2 separate regions of the Homo sapiens genome follow, and region 1 is linked to region 2. The links are chromatin loops, found by intact Hi-C in ENCODE. Cell type or tissue: PC-3. All regions are shown on one strand. Region 1 overlaps IL4 (interleukin 4). Region 2 overlaps RAD50 (RAD50 double strand break repair protein).

Region 1 (5,000 bases), 87 kb after region 2:
CTATCTGTAGTGGGAGGAGATAGATTTGACAGCTGATAGTGCATTTTCTCTGACAAACACATGACTACAGCCGTATCAATAGTTTTGTGCATTTCAGTTCCTGTTTTCATGGAAACACACGGCTGAGAATGAAAGCCCCAAAGCCTCAATTTCACAGTGGTCTCCTAACTACCTGCTTTCCATGCAAACTAGGGAGATGATATGGCCAGGAGTGAAGCCCTGTGTGTTGGGCAGGGTCACACTCCAGCACCCAGACCATAGAACAGGGCCCATCCTGCTTCATGAGGGAAACTGCTCTTCGGGCCTTTAGCTGGACTATCTCATTTCATTAGTTATCCCGGGAGTCCGATACAGGATGAGATTCTGAAGGGCAAATACACACTTTTTTTTTTTTTTGAGATAGGGTCTTGTTCTGTCACCCAGGCTGGAGTGCAGTGGTGCGATTTCAGCTCATAGCAGCCTCCACCTCCCAGGCTCAAGCTATCTTCCTACCTCAGCCTCCCAAGTAGCCGGGACGACAGGTGTGCACCACCACGCCTGGCTAATTTTTGTATTTTTTTGTAGAGATGGAGTCTTGCCATTTTGCCCAGGCTTGTCTCGAACTTCTGGGCTCAAGCAATCCGTCCACCTCGGCCTCTCAAAGTGCTGGGATTAGCCACTGCACCTGGGCAACAGTTTATGTGTGTGTGTGTGTGTGTGTGTGTGTGTATATATGTGTGTGTGTATATATATGTGTGTATGTATATATGTGTATGTATATGTGTGTGTGTGTGTGTGTGTGTGTGTATAAAATCTCCAAGTCCATCCAACCGAGATGGCTCCTACTAGAAGCCAAGAGTCCACCGGGTTGAGCACTGGGTCTCTGGAGGCCTGTGGCACTGCTGAGAAGGCTCTAACAAAGCCAAGGGAAGGGCCACCTCACTAGAAGCCAGGCCTGGAGGAAGGGTGAGGGCTGAGGGCCTGGAGGTAAGACTGCCTGTGGTTTTAGACCCAGCTCTGCCACTGACTAGCTGTGTGGCTGGCCTTCAGCACATCTTCACACCTCTCTGCACCTCAGTTTCCACATGTGAAGATATGAAAGTGATTCTGAAGGTGATTGCAAGGTTGATTGGAATCCAGCTCTTGAGTTAGTGCAAAGTGTTATTGTGAGATGATATAACCACGATTAAAAGCAAGAACAGGTGCAGAGAAGCGATGATTCTAAGAAGGAGGGGACCGGGTTGGAAAGGATCAAACCATCCAGGATGCCGAGTCTGGGGCAATCCATCTGGGCTGTTTCTGGAAGACCCCCGGGTGCAGGCCAGGACACTGCTGCCCTCCCGTCCTTAACTCCCCTCTTCACTCAGTCCTCACTCACCTCCCTCTCACACACACAAACATCTCCTAGAATAATCCCCACTGCCTGCCTTCACTCTTACCCGTCTCATTTGCCTCCCCTGAACTTCATCCTCCTGGAGTTCACGATCTCACTCTTCACTCTTTTCTTCCCCTCGAAGATTCAGCACTGCTTACTTACATGTTAAGATATTTCAGAACAGTGAAATGTTGCTATTTTCAAAAACCTACAAAGGTGGTATGCAGAGGAAAAGGTACTTCTTTGTGTTCCCAAAGAAAACATCTTTCCAAAATCCAGCCTATTGATTTTATTTCTTCGGGGGAACAAGAATTTTAGTATCTCTAAGTTGGGTAGCATTCTACTCTTGGCAGTTGCTGGAAAGAAGGCACTGGTCTAGGTCCTGGGCTTCACAGGTAACACCTGTCAGGGTGTCTATGAAGTCAAGGCTGTCTGAGGAACAGCAAAGTGGGAAGAAGCAAGCTGGCTGGCTGATGAAGGGTTTCTTGGGTGGACAAGTAGTTGGAGCTATTTCCTATTTACCAAAGAGAGCTAAAGTTCATAATTCTACAGAGAGTTCCATAATGAACCTCAAATACCTCTGTTTTTTGAAGGAGTTTCTCATATACAGCACTAGCTGACTATCCTGGGCAGGATGGGAGATAATGAATGCAGTGCCAATCGGGCTGGATTTATATGGTCCTCAGTGAGGCTGGTCAAGAACCGAGTTAGAACTCTCACAGAGTCACTGCCACAGAAGAAATCTCCCAAGTGGCTGTTTCCTGACATTCCCGGGAGGGACAGGCCTCCTTCTGAGTCACTCCCTAAGCAGTTCTGAACTGTGAGGTCAGCCAGGCTGTCCAAGTGCACTCCCTGAGCCACTGGCAGACACACTCAGCAGCCAGAGCTAGACAGGCAGGTGGTAGGAGTCCAGGGCCACGGCAGGGATGGAGTGTCGCCCCCTCGCTGCGATACCAGAGCAACTAAAACGTTAAGGCCTTGCACTAAAGCTGCCCTTAGGATGCATTCTTTTAAAGTTTTTCCATTTAATGCAGACTCTTTTCAATTCTTATTTTATCCTTGTTTCCTTTAGAAAGTCCTTTCAAAAATATCTTTAGAGGGTTTTTTCCTATACTATGTGGCCATATACGGGTCAAAATTAAGTTTAATTTCCAGGCTCCAAGCCAGCGTTTCAGAAAAATCTCACCAAGGTTTGTGGTAAAAGAAGCAAAGGGCTGACTTTTTGGTTTTCTTGAATCTCACTGTTCCCTCTGCAGCAGCATGCATGTCTGCCCACCTCCAGACACACAGGCACCATCTGCCGCCCCCCATCAGCCCGTGTCCCTTCCACCTCGACTCGCCTACAAAGCCCAGAGAGGTCTGTTTCTTGGCCCCCAGAGCCCAAAGATACTGACACACTCTTACATTTCCAACTAGAATCAGGAACGAGGAGTGACTCTCAGTCAGTTCATTAAGTAAATGTCTTTCTAACCGCTCTGCCCATGGGACATCACGCCCCACAGGGGAAAGGGGAAGCTTCTGTAGCCTGGGATTCTGGTGCCTCAGTCTGGGTCTAGACTTTCCTGAAAAAACGTTAAAATATGAACTGCATTCCTAGAATTTAGCCTACATAAATAAGAGATGAACACAAAGATTTCTATAGTTTACTCACTGCCGCTTATTTACAGAAGCAAAAATCTGCCACGATAGGGGCCTGACAAATGACAGTACCACTGTGCAATGCGTTTCTACGCAGCTCTCAATCCCATGTTCTCTAATACCACCGAAGGGCTTAGGAAATGCTTATGGTATATGTAAAGAGTAAAGAAGTTACAAAACAGTATCAACAGTTGACCCCTATTTTAAAAAGTATTTTTAAAAGTGTGACGATATTTACCAAAATATTAACAGCAATAGTTACCTCTGGCTGGTGGGATGAGTGAATGTATTTTTGTTGAATATATGTTACCTTTATAGTAAATATATGTTATCTTGATCATCAGAAAAAAAAATATGTAAGAACTTGAAAGCTGCTTGGACAGCGCTGCTGATAGAAACCCCTGAGCATCTTGTCACTGTTCTTCTGATTCAGAGGGTCTGGGTGGGGCAGGGGTGGTCTGAGATTCTGTATTTCTAAGAAGCTCCCAGTGATGTCCATGCTGCTGGTCCATGGACCACACTTTGAGTATCAAGGGACCAGAGCATGTCGGGGGAGAGGCTGGGGATAGCTTTCTTTATCTGAACTGGATAAAGGAACTGGGCTCAAGCTAAGAACCCTCTCCAGGTTCTGCATCTTTGTTCTTCAGTGAAAAATGAGAGGACACACCAGGCCAGGTTCAGACTGAGACACAATCCCTCTCCTGGGTTCCCAATGACTTGTCTCTTGTCCATTCCCTTCTCTAAGGCTAAGGGCCCCCAGGAAGAGCCATGTGGCCAGACCCTCACAGTTGCTGGCATTCCAAGGAGATTCTCACTCCGCATCATTTGGGGCCAAAAGGCCCCTTACAGAAGCTCTGCCCAAGGCTCAGATCAATGGCACCTGCTCCCAGAGCCTCCTCTGATCTCCCAGGACACCTTTCCCTGATCTGTGCACTTATCTCTTGCTGCCTGGCAAAATGTCTTAGCTCCTCACTTGGGCCATGTGCTGCTCTCCTCTCCCATGGGGAGAGCCACACGGAGAGTGCTGGCCAAAGCAGCAGAGTTCAGGCCAAAGGATGTGCACTCATTTATTCAACAGGCATGCAGGATTTCCAGGGAAAGCTGGATTTTAAAACCTCTGGGAACAAGAGCAGAACCTGACTGAGAGCTCATGTGGGCACTTTTCATAGCAGAATAGCTCATGAGGTATAGAGACACGGACGCAGAACGTGGGCTGTAGCGACAGATGGTCCTGCATTCTAGTCCCCACTGTGCCTTTTCCTCATGGGATGACTTTATTCAGGTACCCTTTCGGCAAAATCCTCCAAGAGAAAGGAAACTGGGAGGTTCTGGGGAGAAGGCTGCTGCGTTTGCAATTGGGAGAGGTTGTTGACAGAGGTTTATGTCTGTGGCAAGCAGCCTTCCTTCAGTGGAATACTTGAAGACAGGTCTGTAGTTGAGCAAACTCACCTCCATTTGTCCTCCTGGAAAGAAGAAATCAAGAGGAAAAATCTCTCTCCCATCCTCCAAATGGAGCTGGCACATTGCTATCTGTGGCATTTGTCTTTCCAGAACACAACTGAGAAGGAAACCTTCTGCAGGGCTGCGACTGTGCTCCGGCAGTTCTACAGCCACCATGAGAAGGACACTCGCTGCCTGGGTGCGACTGCACAGCAGTTCCACAGGCACAAGCAGCTGATCCGATTCCTGAAACGGCTCGACAGGAACCTCTGGGGCCTGGCGGGCTTGGTAAGCTGCACTGTATTCCTGGCAAGCCGGCCGCGTGGCTCCTGGTGGACAGCAGCCTCACTTCTAAACACTCCTTAGGAGCTGCAGCACCCTTGGTCAACCCATTCATTCATTCACTCATTCAATAAGTATTTGCTGAAGTTCCACAAGTGCTGGGTGTGGTTCTAGGTGCTGAGGACGTGTCACTAAAGACACGCAGGCCGAGTCCCTGTTCTCATGGAATGTTCTAATGGGAGAGTTAGAAAAACAAACATGTAAAATGATGGCCAGCAGTGATACG
Region 2 (5,000 bases):
GTGGTTGCCAGGGATACTGGGTAAGAGAAAGGACAGGAGGGAGCTAGGTATGGTTATGATTAGAACAAAAAGAGAGTCCTTGTAGTATTGGAACTGTTCAGTATCTTGACTGCCATAGTGGATATATGAACCGACACAGGTGATAAAATTATATAGAACTTAATATACACACATCCACATGCTCAGGGGTACAAATAAAATTGGGGAAATTTGAATAAGATTGATGAATTATATCAATATCAGTATTCTGGTTGTGATATTTTACTGCAGTTTTGCAAAATGTTATCATTGGGAGAAACTGGGCAAAATGTACAAGAGACACACTGCATTATTTTTTATAACTCGTGAATCTGCAGCTATCTCAACTTTTTAAGCACCAGTTGAAAAAAAAATTATGAGATTTTTTTTTTAAAAGGTCGTCTACAGCTGCAAGCAGATCGCCATCAAGAACATATCCGAGCTAGAGATTCATTAATTCAGTCTTTGGCAACACAGCTAGAATTGGATGGCTTTGAGCGTGGACCATTCAGTGAAAGACAGATTAAAAATTTTCACAAACTTGTGAGAGAGAGACAAGAAGGGGAAGCAAAAACTGCCAACCAACTGATGGCAAGTATTTTGAAATACAGTATTTGTTATTTTGTTTGCATCATATTCTCTACTTGAATTGTTTTAATTTTTGGTTGGACTCCATTTTGGCATATTTTTCTATTAGTGTTAGGATAAAATCTGCTACAAGGCAGAAAAACCTTTATTGAAGCAAATGTTCTTAAGTGTATAAAGATAAAAATATGAAGAAAATGTAAACCTACATTTTTTATTTGGTTTTAAGTAAAAATTTTTAAAAACTAATTGCAGAGAAAACATTTGCTCACAGTTAATGATTATCTCTGGGTAATGGTTTTGATTGTTTTTAAAATACAGTCTTGAACCACATGTTTTGGTCAGTGATAGACCACATATTTGACATTGGTCCCATAAAATTATAATACTGTATTTTACTGTATGTTTTCTGTGTTTAGATATGTTTAGATACATAAATACTTATCATCATGTTACAGTTGCCAAAGTATTCAGTACAGTAATATGCTGTATAGGTTTGTAGCCCATAAACAATAGGCTATACCATATAGTCTATGTGTGTATTAAACTATACCATGTAGGCTTATGTAAATACATTCTGATGTTCACACAATGATAAAATTGCCTAATGATGCATTTCTTGGAATATATCCCTGCTGAGCAACACACGACTGTACTTTTTTGTATTTTCTTCAGTGTACATATATTCCTTTTGCAATTAAAAAACTTAAATTGTTTAGTAAATTATTAATGCTCATTCTTTACATATGCATTTAGAATGACTTTGCAGAAAAAGAGACTCTGAAACAAAAACAGATAGATGAGATAAGAGATAAGAAAACTGGACTGGGAAGAATAATTGAGTTAAAATCAGAAATCCTAAGTAAGAAGCAGAATGAGCTGAAAAATGTGAAGTATGAATTACAGCAGTTGGAAGGATCTTCAGACAGGATTCTTGAACTGGACCAGGAGCTCATAAAAGCTGTAAGATATTGTTTGAATAATCTAATAATTTTAAGATATAATACTTTTAGAAGTATTTTGTCTATTTTTGATCCTAAGATTATAGCATTTTAATAAAAACATCAACTTTGTCTTATTCTCATGTAAAATGAATTCATCTGAATATCTTGATCTTCTGACTCTTTGGTTCTACAACCCGATAGCCTGAAAATTAGAATCACATAGGGAGCTTTTTAAAGATACTGTACTCAGACCTTAAAGCTTCAGACCTTCCAAATCAAAATCTCTGAGAATGGGGCATAGAAATGTACATTCAAAACACAACAAAACTGGCTAATTCTTATGAGCACCTTGATTAAGAACACTTACCAGGCCGGGTGCGGTGTCTCACACCTGTAATCCCAGCACTTTGGGAAGCCAAGGCAGGCAGATAACGTGAGGTCAGGAGTTCAAGACCTGTCCAGCCAACATGGTGAAACCCCGTCTCTACTAAAAATACAAAAATTAGCTGGGCGTGGTGGCGTGTGCCTGTAATCCCAGCTACTTGGGAGGCCAGGGCAGGAGAATCGCTTGAACCTGGGAGGCAGAGGTTGCAGTGAGCCAAGATTGCGCCACTGCTCTCCAGCCTGGGTGACAGAGTGGGACTCCATCTCAAAAAAAAGAAAAAGAACACTTGCCAAAGTTTTAAAAAAGCAAGTATTTTTCCTCTAGGTCACACACGTTGTAATTCTAGATGATTTTTGCTGTATTATTACTTTTTCTGTGTTAAAAACTTTCTTAGCCAATCTTTTCAGGTATTTCCATATTTTCTTTCTTGCTTCTAGTCTGTCCTCCTTCTTCACATCTCCATTACCAAAGTAAGCATTCTAAAGCATGGCAAACTTCTTAAAGCCCATCTTGATAATTTATGTAAACATTTATTTTTGCTCCATAACTCACCATTGTAGCATACATTTTTGTCAGTTTAGCACTTCATCAGTGTTGTCTTGTTGGGGTGGGGAGATACTTGGTCAGGGACCACATCACACTATTTTTATAGTTTCTACATACCAGGCAATATAGTGAATTACATGGGGACATAATAAATATTTAATTGTTGACTGAGGACTCACTAATCTGTGTACTTAGACACATGTCTCCTAATTTTACAGTAATTCTCACATTTCTTTCCTGTTTGACCCTTCTAGGTTTATTTACTAATTCTCTACCATTATAACATAGTAAGGTCACTTTAATAAGATATACCTTAGAGCATATATAGTGCCTTATGTTTTTTTCTCTTGTTGGATGCAAACAGTAATATTTGGAACATTCTGAGGAGTAGTTAATTTCTAATACACTTTGTCATTATTTTAATTCTTGCACAAAATATATAACACCTTTGCATTTGTATGAATTATTGACTAGGAACGTGAGTTAAGCAAGGCTGAGAAAAACAGCAATGTAGAAACCTTAAAAATGGAAGTAATAAGTCTCCAAAATGAAAAAGCAGACTTAGACAGGACCCTGCGTAAACTTGACCAGGAGATGGAGCAGTTAAACCATCATACAACAACACGTACCCAAATGGAGATGCTGACCAAAGACAAAGTATGATTTTTCTTTTTGTTCTAATTATACTGTCTGGTACTTAAAATAGCCTACCTTGCACTCATAAGTCATAGACTATAAGGTATTAAGTTGGTATTGACTATATTTTAGAGGCTAAGTGAGCTTAGTACTCTATATAATAGACTTTCAAGCTTAAAAGTTATTGTTTAATTACAAAAAGTTAATACAGAAATGTATATATATGTATATACACACATGCACATTACTGTTAACTTTTAACATACACAAATTTTAAAATTTTATATTGTTCGACTTGGTACTCCACTCTTAAGGCTTAGAAAGACCATCCCCACTTGAAGACTTTAAGAACTTTAAGAAATTTTATATTTTATTTTCATATTTTTATAGTTTTAAGCTTAGAACTTTAGTCAGTCTAGAATTTATTTTTGTTCTTGATATAATGTGGAGATATAGACTTTATTTTTAAAAGATTTTTTTTTTACCTATAGGCTGACAAAGATGAACAAATCAGAAAAATAAAATCTAGGCACAGTGATGAATTAACCTCACTGTTGGGATATTTTCCCAACAAAAAACAGCTTGAAGACTGGCTACATAGTAAATCAAAAGAAATTAATCAGACCAGGGACAGACTTGCCAAATTGAAGTAAGTTGCAACATTTGGAGATGTAATAGAAATCTCTTATTTCATGCTTACCTGTTTAATTGTTTTAAAATAATTTATTGTCATGAAATGGTATGTTATATTGATAAACTTTAGTTCTTACATACAAGGAGACTTCAGAAAGTTCATGGAAAAATGGAATTAAAAGATAAAAATTTTAAATAAACTGTATTTCTCAACATAAGCTCCATCAAGTTCAAGACTCTTCTGAGCAGTGATACCAGCAATTTAGTTCAGTCCTAAAGAACTGAGGGTCCTGGGAATTTAACCATGTCAGTGTAGTCTTTTTTACATTGCTAGCATAAAAATGGGTGCCCTTTAAAGATTTTTTTAAGATTAAGAAACTAGAAGACAGGAGGAGCCAAATCAGGACTGTAAGGTGGATGCCTAATGATTTCCCATCGAAACTCTTGCAAATGGCCCTTGTTTGATGAGAGGAATGAGCAGGAACATTGTTGTGGTGGAAAAGGACTCTCTGGTGAAGCTTTCCTGGGCATTTTTCTGCTAATGCTTTGGCTAGCTTTCTCAGAACACTCTCATAATAAGCAGTTGTTACCTTTCTTCGGCCCTCCAGAAAGTCAGCAAGCAAAATGCCTTGAGCATCCCCAACAACTGTTGCCATGACCTTTGCTCTTATCTGGTCTGCTTTTGCTTTGACTGGACCACTTCCACCACTTGTTAGCCATTGCTTTCATTGTGCTTTGTCTTCAGGATTGTACTGGTAAAGCCACATTCCATCACCTCCTGTTACAATTCTTTGAAGAAATGCTTTAGGAACTTGATCCCACTTATTGAGGAAGTTCTGCTGTTGTCTGCAGCTGATCTGGAAGCAGTGATTTTGGGCATCCATCAAGTAGAACGTTTACTCAACTTTAATTTTTCAGTCAGAATTGTGTAACCTGAATCAATTGAGGTGTCTATGGTGTTGGCTATTGTTTCTGCTGTTAATCATTGATCTTCTTCAGTTAGGGCATGAAGAAGATGATTTTTTTTCCTCACAAATTGATGTGAACAGTCTGTCACTGTGGGCTTCATCTTTAATATCGTCTCATCCCTTCTTAAACTGAGTTATCCATTTGTAAACTGCTGATTTGTTTGGGGCATTGATCTCATAAACTTGTTGTAAAGTATCAATGATTTCACCATTCTTCCACCCACACTTCACCATAAATTTGATACTTGTTCTTGCTTCAGTTTAATTGGGGCTCTTTTCAAACTG

The links. A loop is a pair of places that touch in the nucleus more often than their neighbours do. Peaks named below come from ENCODE experiments on the same cell type or tissue, not always from the same donor. Only the 100,000 strongest peaks of a DNase experiment are listed, where the experiment ranks them.
Region 1: it touches region 2 in a loop (11-fold over the local background); 1 of 110 quality-filtered maps calls a loop at or near these places.

What each region holds. Positions count from the first base shown.
Region 1 is chr5:132,675,171-132,680,170 of GRCh38, forward strand. It overlaps IL4 (interleukin 4), which reads left to right. Exons shown (of 4, transcript NM_000589.4): 3 at 4,544-4,720. LOC105379176 (a long non-coding RNA gene) reads right to left here. Exons shown (of 2, transcript NR_134248.1): 2 at 3,915-4,946. Among named protein-coding and RNA genes, the nearest start is that of IL4, 3.7 kb to the left of the region's middle. In PC-3, CTCF peaks have their summits at 2,286 and 2,489; a DNase peak (open chromatin) is centred at 2,191; H3K4me3 peaks cover 288 bases; H3K27ac peaks cover 918 bases.
Region 2 is chr5:132,588,272-132,593,271 of GRCh38, forward strand. RAD50 (RAD50 double strand break repair protein) reads left to right here. Exons shown (of 25, transcript NM_005732.4): 8 at 416-609; 9 at 1,360-1,566; 10 at 2,953-3,135; 11 at 3,606-3,763. Among named protein-coding and RNA genes, the nearest start is that of RAD50, 34 kb to the left of the region's middle. In PC-3, a CTCF peak has its summit at 3,077 (motif pointing right); no DNase peak of the experiment used is centred here.